Regions from separate parts of the Homo sapiens genome. Here region 1 is linked to region 2. A link is a loop called in an ENCODE intact Hi-C map of the cell type or tissue named here. Cell type or tissue: HCT116. All regions are shown on one strand.

Region 1 (5,000 bases), 710 kb after region 2:
AGTTGTACATAGTAGGTATTTAAACATATATTGGTCATTAGTATGTCCTTGAGTAAAAGTAATGAGCAGCACATTTAGTCCTAAAATGGCCAATTCTCAAGGCTCTGTGCAAATGGAAATTTGTCCTCATAGCTTCCTGGTATGTATAGTTAAATATCTAGCAACCAGCTAACCTCTGCTGACTTTACATTGGAATTCCACTAGCCATTCAATTTATTTAACCAAGGATAATCTCATTAGGGGTTAAAACTTATCAGAATCATGCTTAATAATCCTGGCATTGTTTTACATTAACTAGGCATTAGAGTTTAGCTCTTAGTCTAAAGAAGGGTGAGCCACATGTTGCAGGTGAAGTAAAAGGGAGAGAAGAATGATTTGGAACCCTTAATTTCAATAAGGTTATGGGGAGAGGTGCTGTGTGCTTATATTAATTTTGAATTATATCATGTGTCCATTAAGTTCAGAAACATTTCTAGGTAGATGTCTATTAAGTGAGAGCTGCCACTCAGACTACGTTATTCTTTTAGAAGAGTCCTTCTTCATCCCTTAATAGACTTAATAACACAATTTGCCATATCCAATTTTCATAACATCAGAACTCATTTACAGATTAACTGCAATTCTTTGTGAAGTAAGGCATAAAGAGGAGGCTAAAATAATTTAGCCCAGCAAATCCCTTTTTTATGATTAATGGGAATAGATCCTCAAGCCTTCTTAAGCAGAAAAGGCTCTTAGGAGAGAAATACCTGTGCCAATAACACAGGCTCTATGTGCCTGTGCTTCTAAGTAGAAGTCGTCTGGGTTGCTTTCCTCCTTGGTCCACACAAATGTGAATGTTTCTCCAGGTTCTTCTGGAGACATGATTCCAGTAGTCCTGATAGCTGTTTGGAGGTCTTCAACTGTTGTTAGGTAGAGTTGGCCAATTATCACACATGATTGAGTGTGTACTTTAAGGATATTGTACTACCTCAAACTCATGACTACCAACTCCCACTGCATTTGTTGATGATTTTTTTTTTTACATGAGAAAGACTAACATGTTGGTCCACGGTCTCATGACAAACAAGGGGCTTTGATGGTACTCTGACCAGATCAGTACTTAGAGTCTTCCAGACAAATGAAACCTTTGTGAAGAGAATTTTGCTAAATTTAACCACCATCTATATATGTGCTAGGTCAAATAAGGAACAACTCATAATGGCTGACCTAAAGAAACTGAGGCACTGATTCTACCTGAGCCTAAATCCCAGAGTTAGGTGGCCAAATAGTGCCTCTTCCAGTGAAATGTTACTGCCGACAAAAATATTTTCCCCTCTGTAAATTGTGATGTAGCGTTCTATATAGCAGATAGATTTCCACACAGATAGATTTGACTGTTAGTGTTATAAACAAGAGAAGGAAGGAACAACAGAGAAAGAAGCAATAAAGAAGAAGGCAATCAGAAGAAGCAATTTCATCTTAAACTTAAACTACCATCCAGAGTAGTCTATGGTCTTGTATTTACTGGGAGCATGAAATAAGCTCATTCTGTCATATGCAGTTGATCATTTAGCACTGGGATGGAGCTGCTTTATTTCACACAGAAACAAAGGACTGGAAAACATTTTGCTCAACAGCAGGAGGCCTTTGCTGTTTCCACAGTGATAGATTTCATTTAGATAATTGAGCAGGTGGGATCTCAAGGGCTGAAAAGTGAAGTCTTAAATAAGTGAGGGAATCTGTCCAAGTTCACAGAATCTAAGAAGGGCAGAGGCAGGATTTAAACCCCTGTGGGCTCAGATTCCACAAACCACGCTCTTAACCTCACTGGGCACTGCCTTTGGGATACAATGATCTCTCAGAAGTATTTTTAAATTATACTGCAACCTTGTTAGCATTCCTGTTTCTCAGATTTTCCATATATGAAACAGTTAATGTGGGAAATAATAGTTTGTGGAATACAGACACCATAAACACACTCTTCTTGTTTACCCACTTTTAAACAATTATAAAACCATGCTCATAGTTAGCAACAACCTGAGACGTTCTCTAGCCCCTCTCCCACCCAAGGAAAAGAATTCCCTCTTCAACTGGAAGTTGCGACACCTACTTCTAGCCGTGGTGTGAACACATCAAATGCGGAGTAGGCACTACCCTGCCAAGTGTCCACTCACTGCAGAGAGCTCCAATTGCTAGAAAAACCCGGCCACCTTATAAGCTCATTTCACTGCTCCTAGTTTTGTCATTTGGAGTAAGGAAGAATCTCCTTCTCCTGCTTTCATATGACAGTCCATTAAAGAACAGACAGTCACCACGTTCCTCTGAGAATTTCTCTTCTACAGGAAACAACATGTAATTAGTTGTCACATTCTCTGGTTTCATCAGTCTGTTTCCTTGTCGCCCCCCAATGGACACCCAGTGAGTTGCCAATGTCTCTTGTCAAAGGTATTAAGACATCACAGAACTGGGTACAGGGCTCTTGATATATCCTGGCCTTAAGTCTCAGGTTCTCCAACAAAGCTGGCAGCCTGTGGTATGCCTTCTGGGGCCAGAGAGTGTGGCATGATCCGAGGTCCTGAGTCTCTCTCTCAATGAGCCCATCATATTGGCTTAACCAAAGCCAGTGGTCTTCAGGACACGGAAAAGGGAGTCCCTTAGGCTCCAGGTTTTTTTCCCTTCAGTTCACACTGGGAGAAGGGTCACAGAGCTCCAGTGAAATCTGGTCCTGTTAGATCATTTGTGGTTGGCTGCAGATGCACATGTGGGCATGTGATAGTTTTGATTTAGATAAAAAGCCCACAACTGAGTGGAGTGTTGAAACCTCAGGGTTATAGACTGGTGTATCTGTGAGAAAACCACAACAAGTATGGTATTTGAAGGACCCTAACATTTTCTTTTGCCAAGTTATTCATTCAGAGCCTAAAAGTTTTCAAAGTATTGTCCCCAACTGAAAGAAACCCTGTGATAACTTGAATTTATTTGTATAGAAGTAACTCTACAGTCGATCAGACTAGATGTCAAATGACCATCTCTACTTAGGGTCTGAATTCCAAGGCATCAGAAAGTTTGCCCTTACCTATAAGACCTTGCTCTTTTAGATTCCTGGGATGATATAAAGAATTCCTGATAATTGGAATAACTGGAATTCCTGATAATTGAGATTCATGATAGTTGGCTGATTAAAAGGTTATCCTCAGAAGAGTATTTGAATTTAAGTGGGAGACCCTTAAGCTTTCAAGATAAAAACTGGCCAGGCACGGTGGCTCACGTCTGTAATCCTAGCACTCTGGGAGGCTGAGGTGGGAGGATTGCCTGAGCTCAGGAGTTTGAGACCAGCCTGGGCAACACGGTGAAACCCCATTTCTACTAAAATACAAAACATTAGCCAGGTGTGGTGGCATGCCCCTGTAGCCCCAGCTACTCGGTAGGCTGAGGCAGGAGAATTGCTTGATCCCGGGAGGAAGAGGTTGCAGCAGTGAGCCGAGATTGAGCCACTGCACTCCAGCCTAGGCGACAGAGTGAGACTCCATCTTATAAAACAAAAGAAAGAAACAAACAAAAAACAAAATAATAACAACCAACCAGACAATCCTACTCAACTAGAATGACTGAATCAGGCATGTGCATGGGATCCATTGCACCACATGGACCCTCGCCTGTTGTGTCTACCTGTAAGGTCAACTCTGCCTGTTTCTTATCCTCTTCCCCTCCTCACAGGGAATGATTCTACTTGGCCAAAGCAGGGACTCACCAAAGCTGTAGGTAAGATGAGGTGGTAGACTTCTAAGCATTTTACATGTGTTTATGCAATCTTTCAAATAACACAAGTATCCACAAGGCAGCTGTGAAGTCACCTGACTGTTACACATGAGGAAAAGGGGTAGTTAAGTTTAGCATAGTGCCACACATATAGTAAATGCTCAACAAATATAGGTGTTACTGGTTTAGAATGATAATATTTTGGCATGACTTAAGCCAAAGTCCACCTCTAGATTATAGCAACAAAGGAAAGTTTTGTTTTGCATAAACACAGTTTCAACCGCTGGAAGGACTTTAGAAAAACAACTTGTAGGACATTGTGAAGCATCCTTTAGCTTTCAGCTCTCCTTGGGCAGGAAGCCCACAGACCAGTGAGTCTTTAGTTTTGCTCTCTAGGCTTGGCCCTTCTCTTCATTTCTGATGCTTCGTCCATACACTGAGAAGGACCAATTTCCATATTCTTCCATCTAAATTCCAGAATGTGTTAATTTCATAGTGGGTATATGTAGCCAGTAGATCAAGTCTCCTAAGAGCTTACCATTATTTAGAGTTATTTTATACAAGGAATGAAATTCTCTTTATTCCACAAGTCTGGCCAGATGACCCCAGTCCCTTCTAAGGTAGTATGCTTTTATTCTCCCCAAACACCTGTTTGATTGAGATGTCAAATAGGAAAGGTAAGTTTCCTAAAAAAAAAAAGCTTCCAAATGAGTTCCCTGAGGTTCTAGGCTTGGGCCTTTTCTAACTAAAATTATGGGCCCAGGGTTTGTGTATCTATCTGTCTGGGGTCCTGAGGAGGAACCCAGTGGGGACAAAAATCCCCATGGCAACGTACTTCTAAAAAACACAGGAGCCTTACAGCAAGACCTAGCTCTGGTTCACTGTGAATTTGCTAATAATTAACTCTAGATCTCTGAGCAGGAACAGTCACATTAGTAGAAGGCAGGAATTCTATCTATACACACAAACTGCTGAGAATTACAGGTGGAGGCCTACTAGGAAATAGAGCAGGTTTCACCAGCCTTGACTAGGTGTCTTTGTCTGAGACCAGCCCATTGATTGCTTGTGGGGAGGGAGTCCGTAGGAGGGAGAGAGTCGTGATTGTATTCTGTGGCGTCTCTTTCTGTTCAGACTATGGGGAGCAAGATAAAAGTGTTCCCAACCATATTAGTGTTCTCTGATTCGTCGAATGTCGGGGTGGAACGGGACCTGAGAGACCATGGACCTCAAAACACCCACTGAGCCTTGCTGGGCTCATCTAT
Region 2 (5,000 bases):
GATAGAGACAAAAAAAACCTTCAAAAAATCAACAAATCCAGGAGCTGGTTCTTTGAAAAGATTAACAAAGTAGATAGACCACTAGGCAGAATAGTAAAGAAGAAAAAAGAGAAGAATCAAATAGACACCATAAAAAATGATGAAGGGAATATCACCACTGATCCCACAGAAATACAAACTACCATCAGAGAATACTATAAACACCTCTACACACACACACACACACACACACACACACACAAAAAAAAAAAAAAACAACTAGAAAATCTAGAAGAAATGGATAAATTCCTGGACACATATACTCTCCCAAGACTAAACCAGGAAGAAGTCTAACCCCTGAGTAGACCAACACCAAATTGAGGTAGTAATTAATAGCCCGCCAACCAAAAAAAGCCTAGGCCCAGACGGATTCACAGCCGAATTCCACCAGAGATACAAATAAGAGCTGGTAGCTTTCCTTCTGAAACTATTCCAAACAATAGAAAAAGAGGGAATCCTCCCTAACTCATTTTATGAGGCCAGCATCAAAACCTGGCAGAGACACAACAAAAAAAGAAAATTTCAGGCCAATATCCCTGATGAACACGATGCAAAAATCCTCAATAAAATACTGGCAAACCGAATCCAGCAGAACATCAAAAAGCTTATCCACCATGATCAAGTCGACTTCATCCCTGGGATGCAAGGCTGGCTCAACATATGAAAATCAATAAACATTATCCATCACATAAACAGAACCAATGACAAAAAACACATGATTATCTTAATAGATGCAGAAAAAGCCTTTGACAAAATTCAACACCCCTTCATGCTAAAAACTCTCAATAAATTAGGCACTGATGGAACGCATCTTAAAATAATAACAGCTATTTATGACAAACCCACAGCCTATATCATACTGAATGGGCAAAAGCTGGAAGCATTCCCTTTGAAAACCAGCACAAGACAAGGATGCCCTCTCTCACCACCCCTTTTCAACATAGTGTTGGAAGTTCTGGCCAGAGCAATCAGTCAACAGAAAGAAATAAAGCGTATCAAATAGGAAGAGAGGAAGTCAAATTGTCTCCGTTTGCAGATGACATGATTGTATATTTAGAAAACCCCATCTTCTCAGCCTAAAAACTTAAGCTGATGAACAACTTCAGCAAAGTCTCAGGATACAAAATCAATGAGCAAAAATCACAAGCATTCCTATACACCAATAACAGACAAACAGAGAGTCAAATCATGAGTGAACTCCCATTCACAATTGCTTCAAAGAGAATAAAATACCTAGGAATACAACTTACAAGGGATGTGAAGGACCTCTTCAAGGAGAACTACAAACCACTGCTCAAGAAAATAAGAGAGAATACAAACAAATGGAAAAAGAATTCCATGTTCATAGATAGGAAGACTCAATATAATGAAAATGGCCATACTGCCCAAAGTAATTTATAGATTCAATGCTATTCCCATCAAGCTACTATTGACTTTCTTCACAGAACTAGATAAAACTGCTTTAAACTTCATATGGAACCAAAAAAGAGCCTGTATAGCCAAGACAATCCTAAGCAAAAAGAACAAAGCTGGAGGCATCATGCTACCTGACTTCAAACTATACTACAAGGCTACAGTAGCCAAAACAGCAACTGGTACTGGTACCAAAACAGAGATGTAGACCAATGGAACAAAACGGAGGCCTCAGAAATAACACCACACATCTACAATTGAGGGACATTCTGGCTATTACTCCTCAAAACTGGCTAAATACCTGGCTATTACTCCTCAAAACTGCTGTCATGAAATCTCTCACAGACTAGAGGAAACTGAGGGAACATGAGGACAGAATGAGATGTGCTGTCCTGAGTGGGATCCTGGAACAGAAAAAGGACATTAGTTGAAAAACTAGTGATATTAAAATACAGTCTGGATTTTGACAATAATGTGGAAATGCTAGTCTCTTAGTTTTGACAAACGTATCATGGTAATGTGAGATTTTAACCTAGAGGAACCTGGGTGAGGTGTGTATGGGAACTCTGTATCACTTTATAACTTTATTTATTTATTATTCATTTATTAATTTTTTTTTGAGACAGAGTCTCACTCTGTTGCCCAGGCTGGAGTGGAGTGGCATGATCTCGGCTCACTGCAACTTCTGTCTCCCAGGTTCCAGCGATTCTCATGCCTCAGCTTCCCAAGTAGCTGGGATTACAGGCCTGGGCTACCACACCCGGTTAATTTATTGTATTTTTAGTAGAGATGGGGTTTCACCATGTTGGCCAGGCTCGAACTCCTGACCTCAGGTGATCTGCCCGCCTCGGCCTCCCAAAGTGCTGGGATACAGGCGTGAGCCACTGCGCCTGGCCACTTTACAACTTTAACATAAATCTAAAATTATTCTGAAATTTAATAAAATTACAATGCTACCCTGTTGCTTCACCTCCCAAATTCTAGCCCGTTTTAGAACTGTTTGTAGGCTGTAGAATCTCTCATATCTGCATTATATTATGTACTATATTTCTGCTATATTGAATTTCTCCGGAGAAGAGCAAAATACAGAATACCAAACCTCTCAAAGCTGTGTGCAAGTGCTGTTACATAGTATGACCACTAGATGGAGATCGTGTCCAGGTGGCTAAAACTTAGGCTTCCTTGACCAAGCAATGTCTTGGAGCAGAGTTCACAACCAAATCTCTTTTCTGAAATAATGCAATAGGCATGAATCTCAAGTCTCCAGATTCTAGGATGTAAGAAATACTAAAGGTCTTTGTTTTCTATAAATCCGCTTGTGTACTACTTCAGGAGCCAAAGAAAATGAAACTTCCGTCCTTCTTGGGGCAATTCTCTCTTCCATTTAACCCCAGGGAAATGAAAGGTGTCAATGTTCAGGGTTTTACCAATGAACTAGGAGCCCCTGCTGGCACTGGTTACCTGTTCTCAATGAGGACCACTGAGATGCTGAGACAGGAGATAGAAAGAAATTATTTAGGCAGATAGTGAGGGTAAAAAAGTCCTCAGCAAGGCTTCCCTTTTAACAAAAAGCAGCCCAAGAAAGCATTTTTTTCTAACAAAGAGCAGCCTGAAAATCTAGCTGCGAACATAGATAAGCAAGCTGGAAGCTTGCACGGGTGAATGCCGGCAGCTATGCCAATAGAAAAGGGCTACCTGGAAGCCAGGTATGTTCAACATGGAGGCTCCATCTTCCCTTTTCTTTGTCACCACGTGTACAGTAAAGAAATAGGCAACATGGCGCTGGCCAGGTAGAGAATTATTTGCATAATAAAAGATTAGCGTGGGGTCAGCAAGCTTTTTGGGCCCTATGCAAATGGCATACCTAGCCCTAACCAGTTTTTCGCACCTTATGCAAATGACACTAGTCCCACCAATCATTCGTACCCTATGTAAATCACACACTGTCTCCTCAAGCTCATCTATAAAACCCTCTGCATTTCACCACAGAACCGAAAAACCTGTTCAGGACCCCTATCTTCGCAACAGAGAGAGCTATTCTCTTTCTTTCGCCTACTAAACTTCCGCTAAGCTCACTCTTTATCCCCTTCCTAGTTTTCTGCCGCCGTGAGACAACAAATCTCAGGTATTTACCCCAGACAATGATGTTAATTCAATGTTCATTGTTCCTGCTCCCATGACCTCATCTGGCCTACGGCTGTCTTGCTTTAGTGTCAGGTTTGGAACCTGAGCACCTTGGCAAGGTTGGGGACCAAGGAACATAGGACAGGCCTCTCTGCTGTCCTTCTGGGTCCTTTCACATCCTCAGAGCACTCTTAGGACCCAAGGCACAGATGTCTTCTCCTCCCAGCACCCCAGGACTACTCTTTTGTTTATGCTGGCCTTGCGTCCCTCTCTTCCTCTTCAGGCTGCCCTCCAAGGCCCTCTCTTTCATTCACCTCTGTCCATCTAAAGGAAAAAATGGAGGCAGAATTGACATAAGTAGAGAGTTTATTTGGGCCAAGTTTGAGCACTGCAACCAAGGGGCAGAGACCCAAGTTGCCCTGAATCTATGCTCCCATTAACAGCAGTTACAAGTGGGTTTTTAAAGGAAGTGGGTTTTTAAAGCAGTTCCTAAGTTGCTTACCAAGAACTTACATTAAAATAACGTAAGCTATTGATGGGCTGTAGAATGTTCTTTGTGTCACAAATTTCAGAAACATAAAGACAATGGGTGAGGCAGCTCTTTGCTAGTTTTCTTTTCTGACATCAAACTCTATTCTCCTCAATGGATTTAAGCATCCATAAACAAATGTTAAGAGGAGATGGTTTGAAAGCAATACCTGCTTTCAACCTGCTATAAACCTTCCCTAAAGCAAAGAAGTACCAGCTGCTATTTTCCACAAAAGAAATAAAATGTAAACTCAAAATTCTTCAGTAAGTACCCTGTCACACCATGGAGGCACACCTCTGTGACCAGCTCATAATGGATGCCTCTATACCACCGTTTCCTATGCAAATAGGAAATAATAAAATAATAAAAATATTTAAAAATAATAAAAGCTGCTACTTGCTAGAAAATGCCTTCCTTTGTTACCTTCTCTCTGGATACCAACTCTGTGATAGACCTCAATAAGGATGAGGAGTGTCAACTCCCACAGAACAGATTGGTTGGGAAGTAACTGATCCCTGGATCGCTGCCTACGGTGGCCCTGCTTATGCAGACAGGTGGCAAAGTGAACCTTCCACAACCCTTGCTTCAGTTCATCTTAGTGAATAACCATTGAGCTTTTCCATAGGTAGAACAAACAAACGACCACTGTGATCACTGTCTAAGATTTACCCCCTGACCGTAAGGAGCTTATGCTTTCAGGGGAAGATGCATCCTTAATTGTGAGAAGGATCATGGTGTGGGTTCTCCAGTTCCACAATGACAGGTTATGTTATAGGAAGGGAAAGGTGATGCATCCCGTTGTCTTAAGAGTTTCTACCCTTCTCCAAAGGAAACAACAAAGCAGCAAGTGCCAAGTGCCCTTCCACCTGCTTCTAGATCAAGGCTGAGAACATTT

What was found. Peaks named below come from ENCODE experiments on the same cell type or tissue, not always from the same donor. Only the 100,000 strongest peaks of a DNase experiment are listed, where the experiment ranks them.
Region 1: a loop joins it to region 2, with 14 times the contacts of the local background. A loop is called at or near these places in 4 of 110 quality-filtered maps.

What each region holds. Positions count from the first base shown.
Region 1 is chr5:35,181,005-35,186,004 of GRCh38, forward strand. The region is part of intron 1 of PRLR (prolactin receptor); the gene reads right to left. Among named protein-coding and RNA genes, the nearest start is that of PRLR, 47 kb to the right of the region's middle. In HCT116, a CTCF peak has its summit at 2,374; a DNase peak (open chromatin) is centred at 2,387; H3K27me3 peaks cover 875 bases.
Region 2 is chr5:34,472,092-34,477,091 of GRCh38, forward strand. No RefSeq gene overlaps it. Among named protein-coding and RNA genes, the nearest start is that of RAI14-DT, 180 kb to the right of the region's middle. In HCT116, a CTCF peak has its summit at 2,589 (motif pointing right); a DNase peak (open chromatin) is centred at 2,610.